2 separate regions of the Homo sapiens genome follow, and region 1 is linked to region 2. The links are chromatin contacts, found by Hi-C in ENCODE. All regions are on one chromosome and are shown on one strand. The core of a region is the stretch at or near the end of the contact, and the rest is flanking DNA. Distances in the headings are between cores, read along the strand shown. Region 1 has its middle 29 kb from the start of BHLHE41. Region 2 holds the start of KRAS (KRAS proto-oncogene, GTPase).

Region 1 (7,173 bases), core at 3,902-6,401, 850 kb after region 2:
CTGCAGCAGAAATTAGGCTACAACCTGGTTTATTTTCCCCACAGCTCTTTCTATGTTTTCAGCTAGCCTGCTCATGACATGATTTTTCAAGGCCACACAATAAGTAGCAGAAAATTAGCATGATCTGTAAAATAAAGAGGCTGGCCATGATGATACCTAAAATTTCTTCCAGTTCTGAATAGTATCACTTCATGCTTACTCCTAGGTCACCCCTCCCGGTTAGTATTTACTGCCTTTTTTTTTTTTTAATGTGTATTTTCTTTTTCTTTTTTTCTGAAACAGGCCCAGAAGATACACTGCTTTTTTTTTTTTTTTTTTTTTTTTTGAAGGAGTCTTACACGTCAGGGGTATTTCCTACCATGTCTTTTGTGGTTTTTGATGGTCACATGGATGGCTCTGTTGTATTTGCTTTATTCTCCTACACAGAGATCAATGCTTTTACATAGAGATCGCTCATGAAAGACAATGACATAGTTATTATGGTTCTATTTTTAAATTTCAGAAAAGGAGTTTTTTCACTGTCCCCTTCCCAAATTATTTATAACTTATATAAACAGTGTTTTCACTCTGTAGATTTTTTTTTTCAAATTCAGCATTAGTCTCTTAACAGGGATAATAGTTAATGCTATTCATCATCTAACAATGAAAACATTTATTGAGTACTTACTGTGTGTTGGAAATTCTGCTAGTTGCTATGATTACAAAGACAGACAAACCCTTGACCTTGTCAACTAAGGCTAAGGGGACATGTTCCTGTAGAAGTTGATGTGCAGCCAGGCACGGTGTCTCACACCTGTAATCCCAGCACCTTGGGAGGCCGAGGCAGATGGATTGCCTGAGCTCAGGAGTTCTAGACCTGCCTGGGCAACATGGTGAAATCCCGTCTGTACTAAAATACAAAAGATTAGACTGGCGTGGCGGCGTGCATCTGTAATCTCAGCTACTTGGGAGGCTGAGGCAGGAGAATTGCTGGAACCCGGGAGGCAGAGGTTGCAGTGAGCAGAGATTGCACCACTGCACTCCAGTCTGGGTGACAAGAGTGAGACCCTGTCTCAAAAAATAAATAAAAATAAGTAAAAATAAAAAATAAGTTAATGAGCAGCTCCCTCCTTTTTATGCCTTCTCTATCCCAAAACACTGAATCTATATTCACTGATATGAACAAATAACCTAAGGCAAAGAACATGACCTTTGTACATAAAATGTGTCTTCTGTTATGTACATGTGGCAAATGAACTTAATTCTTAACATGATTATCTCAGCTTCATGTAAGCTGCATGTGCAGAGGTGGGCAGGGATTGGGCCACACAATTCCAGGATGCTTTCTAACTCTAACACATCTGTGGTTTGGGATTATAGTCCAATTATATAGTGCTTTTAATAGTTGTTAAGAGGTAGAATTTTATTTCTTTATAAGGACCAGTAGGAATGAAGCAAAATCTACTAAAGCTTCATCAAAGGAAAATGTATTTACATGCCCAGCCATGTCTGTTTTAGATCCATAGTGGGAGACTGACTACTAACTGTTTGAGGCCACAAAATCAGTGGAAAGAAAACTCACTTCATTAAAATGGGCACATGCATTCAAAAATGAATCTCATATCTGGCTGTGAAGATCATCATTATCTTTCAAAAACCATGGTGAAATAAAGTTGAATGAATTCACCACAGACCTGAACTATAAGAAATGTTAAAGAAATTTCTTCAGGCAGGAAGAAAATGATATCACTTAGAAATATGTATCTACACAAAGGAATAAAGAGCTCCAGAAATGATAACCACAAAGATGCATATTTCATTTGCAGATTTCATTAGCAGGTCTGAGGCAGCAAATGAAGAAATGAAGAAGAGAGATCTGGTAGAAACAGATGGATTGATCATTCAGAGAAGGAACAGCTGCCAACTCTACACTCAGGGAAGAGAACCAGAAAGATAAAATTTATTGCAAGATTTATTAGTAAGGGTTCTCCAGAGAAACAGAACCAATACGATGGATGGATAGATAGATGATAGATAGATGATAGATAGATAGATAGATAGACAGATAGATACATAGATAGATACATAGACAGAGATAAATATTTGTATCTCTATCTCCAGAAAGTGACCTATTACAAGGAATTGCTGAGACCTCCCCACAATCTGCTGTCTGCAAGGTGGAGATCCAGAAAAGCTGGCAGTATATAGTCCAATGTACCTCTGGAGGTCTGAGAATCAGAAGTACTGTTGGTTTAAGTCCCAGTTTGAAGACAGGAGAAAACCAATGTCTCAGCTTAAGTGGTCAAGCAGATAGCACGAATTCTCCCTTTCTCTGTCTTTTTGTTCTATTCAGGCCCTCAACAGATTGGATAATGCCTGCCCACAGAGGGAGGACAAACTACTCTACTCAGCCCATCCAAATGCTAACCTTACCTAGACACACCCTACAGACATTCCCAGAAATCACATGTAGCCTATATTTGGGTACCCGTAATCCAGTAAACTGGCACATAAAATTAACCACAGAGAAGGAGGACAAAGAAGGGAGGAGAAGAGAAATCATTTAAAAATTCTAATAGGCTAATGTCAATCAGTCATCAAGCAAAGACCAAACGAAGTTCAGTATACCATTTGAGAAGGCACAGGGAGGGAGCTGAGATATGTGTTTAAAAGATTGTTGTCTAAATGGAGTAAAATGAAATTTTACTATCAGCCTAGTAAAAAATTTAAATTGGATTTTCTACTGTATTATTATTATTATTATTATTATTATTATTATTATTATTATTATTTCAGAGATACTGTCCTGATCTTCCAAACCAGGTGGGTCCTGGAAAGCAGGAACTTTGCCTTCTACCTTTGGACTTCCTCTTCCCATGCTCACTCAGCACATTCCCCAAGGCTGGTACTCATAGAACAAGTGCATTTTTACCGAATCTTTCGTAAATTATAAATTTTCAATTTAAAATGACTCCTCCTAGCAAGCACAGTCACACTTTTTGAAAAGTTGAGCTGAAGAAATCCTAGTACTTGTCTATGCTTAAGTACTACTGAGTTTTAAATGTGAACTTGATTTTGCTTCAGAAGTCACATATTTATGCAGGTTTCTTTATAGCAAATATCCTTCAGTATTTTAGTCATTTAAAACATATCTCATTAGATATAGAAAACATCTTATAATAACCACATTAATAATCTTTATCCCCACCTCAAAATGATGGCTCTAAACTCAAAACAGTGTGCAAGTCAAGGTGCTATGAGGCCAGGAAACAAGCACATGGTTCTACCATCAGAATCCCATTTCAGCTGTTCCTGCCTGAGAGTAACTGCTGACCAGTTCACTAAAAGTTCCTCCACATTCTTCCAAAGAGCCTGAATTATACATTCCTATTGGGAGTTAATGGAAGCCCAAACAAGCAAAAACTAATTTTGGCTGTACTTTTGTGAAATTGATTCAAGTTAGGGCCAACTTCATGGGTATGTAACCTGCATGGTTGTACAGGGCATAGAACTCAGAAAGGCCCTGTGCTTAGTTCACTGCTCTGCTCTCAGCATCATGAAATGCTTAACAATTTTATTTTTGAACTTGTGTTTTGTAAGTGAATCCTGATAGGACAATGGAGCATGTGTGAGCAGAAGAGATGCATGCAACATGCCTACGTACTATGCTTTCCCTCCTCACCTGCATACAGAATTCATAGTGTCCCAGAGCACAGAATTCCAGGGGGCCCACAGTGCAAGACTCAAAGTTCATAAAGGAGGCGTGTTATATCTATAGCTGAGCAAGAGAGAACACTGAGAGGCCACTCTTTCCTTTTGAACCACAACTTGCTTCTAACACAGATAAAAATAATGGCATTCTCAGAAATTATATCACATCCTTTCTTCTTCAGCCAGCACTTAGGCTGAAAATTTTGACAAGAAAGGAAAGCAAAAGATAGGGCAACCCAGAGTCCCTTTACGTTTCAGTCCTTCCTTACTCATCAGCACACCAAAGGCAGACAGTGTTGGTTGAATATGCACGAATCAAGAAGTGACATAAAAACAAAGTAGTTTTGTCCAGCATTTTCACTATTTTGGTAAGAATCAAATATACATGCATGTGTGAGCTACAAAATTCAAATTGTGTAATTTTGGTAATACAAAAGCACAAGGTATATTTGTACATAATGGAAGTTACATTTGCTCTTATATTTGTGCTTAAAGGACACATCATAAAGATAAATGGTAACATTTATGCTAATCATGAAAATTTTCCATTTTTCTTTGGCATTTAATGGCATTTAATGCCAATTTTCCATTTGGCATTAAATGGCAAATTTTAAAACCCCATAACTAGTCAGGAGAGAGACTATGGAAGAAAAGAAAAGGTATTTTAGTACCTTTAGTGGCATTTTTTCCTGTTTGTTGAACAAAGGGCATCACATTTTTCATTTAGTGCTGGGTCCTGCAAATTTTGTAGCCACCTTGTAGGTGAGAAAAGCAGAAAATGATGAGAAAATTAAACTTGAAGCAATGACAGAAAAACATTAAACGACTATTTCTGCAGGGAGTCAGCAAAAAGTGTTCTAACTATTCATTCTGAAAGAATAATATACTATAACTTTCTCAATTACCTCTATCATTTAAACAAAGCACATTAATTTACTTCCCATTCACTTGGCCCTGGGGGTAGGGAGAGTCCCTGGTTATTTCAAGAATCCAATGTCTGCAGTAACAACGAGTCTTACACTAGGGGGCAGCAGCTACCGTCCAGCCACCTTCCAGGGCTCCAAAGCTGCGCCTTAGGTGAATCCTTACTTGAAGAGATCCTGAAAAAATGAAGGAAAACACATTACTAAAGAAGTTTTCTTTTTATCTTTATATTAATTTGCTTTGCTGCAGTGTTTCTGAAAGAGAATGGGCCGCTCGTTCTGAAGATTTAAGGTGTTTCTTTGCCAATAAAGAAATAGCAATTGAACATATTTTATCTGCTCACACTCCATGGCTCATTTCTGAAGTGACAAAGTAACATGGTCTGAAAGATCTTTTTAAACTTAGTTTCTCTGTACAGCCTAGTAGTAATTGGTAATTTTTATCTACTATGGATTTGATCAAAAGGAACAACTCATTGCACTGAGAACACTAAGCTATCGAGTGATACCAAGTGTTAATTTTGTAATTCATGAAGAGTACAGATTTTAGAGGGAAACTGCTGAGTCAAGGGATTACTCAGTCTTTACAAATCCACACTCACTCAGCTTGGCTTGAATTATTAAAGAATCAGGTTGTCCTAACTATGAACAAGAATCCAGAAGTCCAGACTTTATTTAAAAAAAAAAAAACCAGAATGTGTGAAGATGGGTATATTTGCAAAGATGTGGAGAGTTATTCAGTTTGTGCTAAAATAAGAATAGCATTGTCCTACAACTGAGTTGGCTCAAATATAGTTTGCAATATAGCATTCATTTGTTCCAACACAATTTTCCAAATACAAATTTAATGAAAATGTAGATTGAAAGTCCCATTAAATAACATGCTAAGAAACCACTATTGTGAATTCCAAATTCTCTGGCAATATTTCATAAAGAAGTTCTTTTTATCCCAGCTTACTATAAACCTTCAGGGTGGTGGTTCTCAATTGAGACAGTTCCATCTACTAGATAGTATTTGAAATTTTGCAGGGGTGTTTTTGGTGGTCTCAGTGATTACAGGAACTACTTCCTTTTAAGATGGTGGAAAAACGGTAGCAAGAAAACAAACAAAGAAGTTTACCAATGGGCCAAGAACCTGAACAGACATTTCTCAAAAGATGACACACAAATGGCCAATAAGTTCATGAAAAAAATGCTCAACAGCACTCATCATTAGGAAAATGCAAATTAAAGCCACAATGAGATACTACATCACATACAAAAGATAACACATGTTAGCAAGGATGTGGAGAAAAGGGAACCCTTTACACTGTTAGTGAGAATGTAAATTAGTACAGCCATTATGGAAAATGGTATGGGGGTCCTCATAAAACTAAAAATAGAACTACCATATGATCAAGCAATCCCACCTCTGGGTATGTATTCAAAAGTGTTGAAATCAACATGCAAAAGAGATATCTGCATTCCCATGTTCACTGCAGCATTATTCACAAGAATGTGAATGCCAAACTACGGAAGCAACCTAAGCGTTCATCGACAGATGAGTGGATAAAGAAACGTGGTACATAGACACAGGGAAATACTATTCAGCCTTAAAAAAGAAGGAAATTCTGCCATTTGTGACAACATGAATGAACATGGAGGACATTATACTAAGTGAGATAAGCCAGGCACAGAAAGGCAAATACCACATGATCTCACTGACATGTAGAATCTAAAAAAGTCGAACTCATACAAGTAAAGTGGGGGCTACCAAAGGCTAAGGGAGAAGGAGTGAGAGGGTATGGGGAGATGTTGGTCAAAGGGCACAAAGTTTCAGTTAGACAGAAGTAATAATCTTTCGAGATCTATTGCATATCAGGGTGATATGGTTAATAATAACGTATATTTCAAAGTAGCTAAGAGAATAAATTTAGAATATCTCCCAACAAAAAATGGTAAGTGAGGTAATTGATATGTTAATTAGCCTGTTTTAATCATTCCACATTGTATACCTATATCAAAACATCACATTGTACCCCATAAATGTATAAAATTATCATTTGTCAATTAAAATAATGTTAATTTTTAAAAATATGCGTGAGAGAGCCAGGGATGTTAAACATATTACAGAGCATAGGTCAACCCTTGACAATGAAAAATTATTGTCCTATCTCTCACAATGTTTAATGCCCTATCTGTTTTACATATAAGCATAAATTGTTTTTAGCATGGTTTTTTTTCCTCTCTTTTTGTTTTTAGAGACAAGATCTCATGCCCAGGCTGGAGTGCAGTGGCAAGATCATGGCACACTGCAGCCTTGATCTCCTGGGCTTAAGCAATCTCCCACCTCAGCCTCCCAAAGTGCTGGAATTACAGATGCAGGCCACCATTCACAGCCCTAGCATCATTTTAATAAAATTGAGTGTTCCAAGAATACAACTACCAGTTGAGTTGAGGAGAGATTATGCTTTATTTAACTCAGAACTTTACCCAGGTTTGTTAACCATCTTTGAAGTTCATTTCACAGGAGCATCTTAACTTCTGGAACTGAGTCACCAATAGAATAAACTGATAACAA
Region 2 (7,236 bases), core at 1,230-3,729:
TCAAAAAAACAAAGAGGGTAGAGGGGTCGTTAAGGCCAAAAAGTTTACTAGCCTAGGAAATACTGTGGACAGACATTGGATTAGAGTTTGTGTATATATATGAATTCAGAGCCACATGTATCTTCCGGTTTACTTGTTTATGCGGTGGTTGTTTCCAGAAAAAAAAAAAATTCCTTGAATGAGATTTTTAAAACCAAATCACATTTAAATCCACTAGAGAGAACTGGGTTCCAAAGGAGTCTTACCAAATGAAGATCATGGGCTGGGAGGGGATCCCTCACCGAGAGTTAGAAAAGCTAGTAAGGAGTGGACTGGACTCGAATCCAACAATTTTGTAATGGAAGAAAATTCATTTTTATTTTTCATAAAACTGAATTACCATCTACCATCTCTTAAAAGCAAATATACTGTGGATGGCTACAGTCTCAAAGTAAACTATTGTTAGCAACCATATTTGATATCTGTAGTCTATAACATGCAGAGTCAGCATTTTGGACCTCAGTCACTTCAGTGACACCAGTTTTATGGTTAATTCTGAGCTGATAATTACAAATAGACCTTTCCCATTTATAACTTATTTGTAAAATGATTTCTATTATAAACATAACATATACATTGTATAACAATTAGAAAACCTGTCTGTTTTGATGGATCTCAAGATTTAAGAAGGCTTAGACTTCAGCTATAAGATGCACATGCCACTGTGGGAGGCCGAGGCGGGCAGATCACGAGGTCAGGAGTTCTAGACCAGCCTGACCAACATGGTGAAACCCCCGTCTCTACTAAAAATACAAAAAATTAGCCGGGCATGGCAGCAGACACCTGTAATCCCAGTTATTCGGGAGGCTGAGGCAGGAGAATTGCTTGAATGCAGGAGGCAGAGGTTGCAGTGAGCCGAGACGGCGCCACTGCACTCCAGCCTGGGCAACAGAGCAGATGGAGACCATCCTGACCAACATGATGAAACTCTGTCTCTACTAAAAATACAAAAATTAGCTGGGCATGGTGGCGTGCACCTACTAGTCCCAGCTACTCGGGAGGCTGAGGCAGGAGAATTGCTTGAACCCAGGAGGCGGAGGTTTCAGTGAGCCGATACCGCGCCATTGCACTCCAGCCTGGGCAACAGAGCGAGACTGTGTCTCAAAAAAAAAAAAAAAAAGGAGATGCACATGTTTAAGTCTATTTCAGGCGGTTAGCTGGTGGATTGCTACAATTCCTCTGTAAGTTTAAAAAATCATGTAAGTGCTGTTTTGGAGTACTGTAATAACTCTTGAGATGTAGAACACATCTGCAAAATGAGGGTAGTATAAAAGAGACGAGGGGATGAGGGTAATACATAAGAAATAGGGGAAAGGACAAGAACAGGTAAATTAAACTTCAAGTACTATTTTTGCTATTGCTGTCTACACTCAACTAGCAAGGAAAAAGCCTTGCTTCTGCTCTGCGGGTTTTCTTCGGGTTTAACTTGACCAAGCAAAACAGACCATCTGGGATTAACTTTTTCCTTTTCACTGTAGGTCACAGGCTCTACGTGTAGGGTGTTGGCCACCTGTTCTTCCACCATCTCTACCTCCACCTCCTCCTTTGTGGCCACAGCAATGTCACAGCCCATACATGGGGGAGGGGAGCATTCAGGAACTCGGAGGCAGATGCATTTTTTTCCAAACACAATAACCTCAAACAGTGGTCTCTAAGCACTTTCCTATGCTCTTCCAAAACGTGACCTCCCCTCTTACTCACACATCCCCTACACACGGAAAAGGACCACTATCCGTCCAGCCTGCGCTCGAGGGAGAAGTTTATACCTTCGTCCTAGAGATGCCAAATGCAGCAGGGAAGGCTGGACCGAGGCAGCCGAGTGCTGGAAAGGGAGGCAAGAGGTGCGGGAGCGGGGAGAGGGGGAGGGGAGGCCGGGGCGCCGCGGGAGTAACCTCCACCGCACCCCACCGCTCCGAGGGGCAGCCGGCCCGGCCCGAGTTTCTCCCCAGAAGCCTCCAGCCGCGGCTCTCGGGGAGGAGGAAGGAAGGGGTTCCCCGTCCAGGAAGCAGCACCAGCGGCGACCGCCTCCAGCCTCACCCTCCTCAGCCCCGCACCGCCCATTCCTCACTCCCCGCGCCGCCGCGTCCGCGCGCCTCCCCCCTGCAGACCCCTCTCACCCAGCCCGCCCCGACCCCGCGCCCGCGCCCCCCACCCGCCCCTCCGGGGACCCCTAATTCATTCACTCGCCGCCGGCCCCGCCCGGCGCCGGCAAAGAGGGTCGGGACCCGGGCAGGGGCCCAGGAGGGGTGGTCCGCTCCGTACCTCTCTCCCGCACCTGGGAGCCGCTGAGCCTCTGGCCCCGCCGCCGCCTTCAGTGCCTGCGCCGCGCTCGCTCCCAGTCCGAAATGGCGGGGGCCGGGAGTACTGGCCGAGCCGCCGCCACCTTCGCCGCCGCCACTGCCGCCGCCGCTGCTGCCTCCGCCGCCGCGGCCGCCGCCTAGGAAAATCGAGCTCCGAGCACACCGATGAGTTCGGGGCCGGGCGGCCGCAGAGGGCAGAGCTATCGATGCGTTCCGCGCTCGATTCTTCTTCAGACGGGCGTACGAGAGGGAGCGGCTGAGGGCGGTGTGGGAAGAGGGAAGAGGGGGAGGCAGCGAGCGCCGGCGGGGAGAAGGAGGGGGCCGGGCCGGGCCGGCGGGGGAGGAGCGGGGGCCGGGCCGGCGGAGGAAGGGGTGGCTGGGGCGGTCTAGGGTGGCGAGCCGGGCCGGCTGGAGAGCGGGTCTGGGCGGCGCCTTGGCGGGAGGAGGGACTGCCGGACCCACGCGGCGGCCCGCCCCCTGCCTAGCCGCAAGGCTGTCCCCGCAGCCGCCAATTCTGACCCGGAGCGGGACCGGACCGCGGCGGGCTGTGCGGATGCCACCAGGGAGACGCCGCGAGCGGCCACGCCGCCCCGCTGACCGGTCTCCACAGAGAAGCTGCGAAGAGCACCCCGCCACCCTCAGGGTCGGCCTATACTGGCGCGCATCCATTTACTATCATTGACTGCATGTAAATAAACAAGCAGTCACCAAAAGTGGGAGGCGACTTCGGGGACTTAGGGAGACCGGGCGGACGATTTCCCACACCGGGGCTGTCTGATCGCCGCCCCGATTATTATCAGCCTCAGCACTTGGGCTGGGAATTTAGCCCCAGGCCCAAACAAACACGACAGACCCTTTCAACGCTAATCTTCTCGGGTCAGGAGGCTTGTGATATTTTGCTATCTTTCTTGATATTTTGAACCCATCACAAGGTCTCTAAACAGGGACTTCGCTTATACCCAGGGCCCCTGAAATCACAAACAAAAGACAACTGTTTTTAAGTAGAGATGGCCTTGGTAGTTTAGACCTGAGGAGAGTCATTCAAACATTAATTAGAAGACAGATTAATCAGTTAAAGTTCGTGGAGTTAAGACATTAAACAATGGGGCAATTAAACATGCTAGCATACCCGGAGTCTGTGTTGATAAACTACCTAGAAATGTATCTTGGGAGAGTCTTGAGGATTGAGGGCTGGAAAAGCAGCGCCTGTACCTGATAGGATCGCCCCTCCTCCGAGACTTTCAGTTCCATTCCTCTAGTCCACATCATAAACCACCAATAAAGCTGAATTTAAATCCCAGCTATTATGTCTGTTAACCAAGGCTTTACATCAACTGTCATCCTTTCCTTTCTACTCTTACACGGGCTGTAATCTGCAAGGTTTATTCCAGTCTCCCCCTCCTAGCGCCAGGTGGAAGGGGCAGAAGAGAAAAGTGAAAGACAGGGAAGGGGAGAAAATGTGCCTACTCTATGTTAAGTACAAGCTAAATCTTTTGCACTTATCGTATCATCTTATTTAATCATCACGACAACCTTATGAGGTAAAATACTTTTTACCGTTTTACAAATGACGAAACAGATTTAGAGGTTAAAACGTTGGCACAAGTTCACATAGTTAAAAAATGGAGTATACTTCATGTCGGATCATAGTCACTCTACTCCCAGATCATCAGTGGCCCTCATTCCACTTGACATAAAAGCAAAATTCTTCTCAAAAATCCTACATGGCCTTAAATTATTTGATATCCCCTACCCTCTTCTCTGAACTCTCATCCTACTGTTCTCCCTTCCTTACTTACGTAGATAAACATTGGTTACTGGCTGTTCCTTGAAAATGCCAGGCAGGCGTCTTCCTCAGGGAATATGCACTTGCTACCCCTCTGGCACCTCATTTAAATCTTTGTTCCAAAGTGTTTTTAAAAGGAGATCTTCCCTAAAAAGATCATCTTTGATACTGTAATTTCGCCCTTGTCCCAGATCTGTCTCTTTTCCTACTTTTTCTCCAGAGCTCTCATCACCTTCAATAATACACTATCTATTTTGTTTTCTTGTCTCTCTACCATCAGAATGTAAGCTCCATGAGGGCATGGGTTTTGGTCTGTTTCATTTACTGCTAAATTTCCAGCACCTAAGACAGTCTCTGACACAAAAAGGCATTCAATAAATATTTATGGAATGTTGAATGAGTGAATCTGTGGACCCTCTGTGGATTCTAAATCCTAATCCATGAACTCTGTGACTCTAAATCTTTACTTTAGACAGAGTGTCTTAAACCTCCTGTCAATCTCTGTCTTCATCTTAACAAAATCTGCTTTGAAACTTAGGTCACCTTCTGATAAGCCACATTCCGTGCAGCTCAGAGATACTTATCTCGTACATAATAGACACAAGGAATTCTTAAATGAATGAATTTGCGCTTATGTGTATGCTACTTTGTGGTCACTCAAGCATAAATCACAGATTTATTTTGTACAACATCAAGTGCATGATAAGTTCTTGTTTCCTCTTACAGCTGTGAATATGATGTTCTTCCTATAGTTGATGTTCCATACATCTTAAAAGGACTATAATATAGAAGAGGGGAAAGCTTTATATAGCACTTTTATGCTGATTATAAAAATTCTGGCATTAGCAGAAACCTAATCCATCCACATGGTCTCAGTTATCATCTAGGCTCATGATTCGTAAAGCAAATCTGCATCCAACCATTTGTTCCACGCACCCCACACTCCAGTTTTACCTCAGACACTTTCTCTTTCCTTTTCACTTCCACAGCAATTTATACATATGGTATGTCAGGTCTTTCTGCCGTTCAGTCCTGGGTACTTTCTTAGAAGCCGGCACCACCTCCTTGCAACATTACCTTTCTTTCCTTAACATAGAGGTCTCAAGGGTAAATGCTTTAGGAATCACCTGCCATGCCTACCAAAAATGCAAGTTCCTAGGCCCCTCACCCAGATATTTTATTCAGTTGGTCTAAGGTAGACCAGTAATCTTCATTTTTAGCAAATCAAATGATCCTAAACTGGTAGTTCACTGTGTGCACATTGAGAAACTCTGATGTAGATATTCAAATTCTTGGCACCTGCACTTTCTACTGTCTTCAGGGGTTCCTCTTTCTCGAGCCTGGTGGCTCCCTTGAACAGTCTCCCTGGCTCTCCCTTCCCTTGCTCTCTCCAAGGACAAGCACACTGAAGTAGCCTGTGATCACAATGGGAAAGGGGGGAGGAAATAAAAAGTATAAGCATGGGGATTCCAGGCCTGCTCTCAGCTACAACTGAAGTTTCTACCCTCTACTGTCAGACTGTCCTGGGAAGGCAGCCACGTACAAAGGTGTGCACGTACATACCCTTTTTATCTGCTGTACAGATAAAAGACCATACTGACCCTTTCTTTCACAAGAAACCCTCTTCTGCAGATAGAATTAAAGCCAGAACAACAGGAGTACCCTTATGTTACCTGGGCTCTTAGAAAAAAGGTATAAAATGCTAGGACACCCTCAGAGCACTGCAAATGCTGAGGATTTACTTTAAGGCAATAAGGACACTTTAAAAAACCCTATCATCAGGCGGAGAGCTGCTGTTCAGTCCAGCAATCAACTGCACTTGTGAGCCAGCAACAGGCTGTGGGGCCCTGCTCATCCCTTCATTAACAAGTATCCATTGCCTATGACTCTAGTAATTTTGCCATTCTCATAAATCACCATCTGTCCACTGCTTTTTCATGTAGTCTTAGCTTCTACTGCTATCTGTGCTTCTAGTGGTCACTCTCTGTGACTAACATTCAAAGCATTCCAAGAGAGAAGATCTGGCCATGTCTGTCATTCACTGTTCAATAGGAAGGGCCTTTATGGGACACAATTTTCCTGATTGGTGGCTGGCCTTCTTTATGTCTGGCTAAAAGATTATTGTGTTTGTTTGTGTGTCAACCCTGGGTCCAGACGGTTGTGGCCAGAGTAGCAGGACGCAGAGCAGGGGAACTTGAGCAGGAGGAGCCATCTACGATGCTTTCATGGACTCTACTTCAGCACAACCTTTTGACTCTGGCAGGAATTTGAACACATGAATGGGTGCTGCTTAATTCACTTACTCTGCACTTTATCCTTACTGGACACTTATTTCATTATACTTTGTATACCTTTTTTGCAAATATGTTTTCCCATAACTGCTTTACTAGGTTGTAAATTATTCCAGGCCCATTTCTTTTAATTCTATGTTTTCATAGTTCTTAGCACATTTGGGTCCTCTGTAAATATTCCTGAAGTGAATGAAATTATAACAAGCTTCAGTCCTCTCTCTTCACAGGCACTTCATTCTCATCAAACCAATTTCCTGGACCATTTCTAAATGAATATTCTGTTATCATGGCAAATGCCTGTCCAAAGCCAAATTCCCCATGTTATTCCCTCTAACGAATTCCCTCTCTCAATTCCTCCATCTTACCTGAGTGACATCATGGTCCTCCAGAACATTTAGACATGAAAACTTAATTTTTAACCCAGTCCTTATTAAAATTAGTCACAGCTCCTTTTAATTATACTTCCTGAGTATTTTCCCATATCTGCCTCTTCTGTATTCCTTCCTTCTCAGCTACATTTCTGGAATAACTTCTTCATTGACTTTCCTACCTCCTGGCTTTCTTTGTCTCAATTCAGTTTTATGATGTTGCCAAATTAACCTTTCTTCCGCATGTCTTTTATCATCATCAAACATTTACTCTGTGCCTGCTCCATATAGGCTACATGCATACTGGGTATATATTTGAACAGTGGAAAGAGTTACAAGCTAAGTACCTAATGAGTACCTAAAGATGATAAGTACCTTTAAAATTATAGGGGAAAATGATCTCTGGTCCCAGTTAAGTCTCCCCTTCCCGGAGACTTAATCTTGCTTCCAAG

The links. Hi-C counts contacts between places; a loop is a spot of excess contacts on that map. Pooled maps may share reads with other maps.
Region 1: a loop to region 2 is called in a map of PC-9, with 2.5 times the contacts of the local background. The contact joins the enhancer-like site here to the promoter of KRAS in region 2. A Hi-C loop is called at or near these places in 2 of 168 maps with a recorded cell type or tissue (PC-9 and gastrocnemius medialis) and 1 of 50 pooled maps.

Annotation. Positions count from the first base shown.
Region 1 is chr12:26,092,525-26,099,697 of GRCh38, forward strand. No RefSeq gene overlaps it. Among named protein-coding and RNA genes, the nearest start is that of BHLHE41, 29 kb to the right of the region's middle. RefSeq lists a silencer at 4,602-4,671. Within about 2 kb of position 5,152, at least 3 of the 41 ENCODE cell types and tissues checked have a DNase peak (open chromatin) inside an H3K27ac peak, as active enhancers do.
Region 2 is chr12:25,248,450-25,255,685 of GRCh38, forward strand. KRAS (KRAS proto-oncogene, GTPase) reads right to left here and starts at 2,480. Exons shown (of 5, transcript NM_004985.5): 1 at 2,302-2,480. RefSeq lists silencers at 2,081-2,130, 2,191-3,040.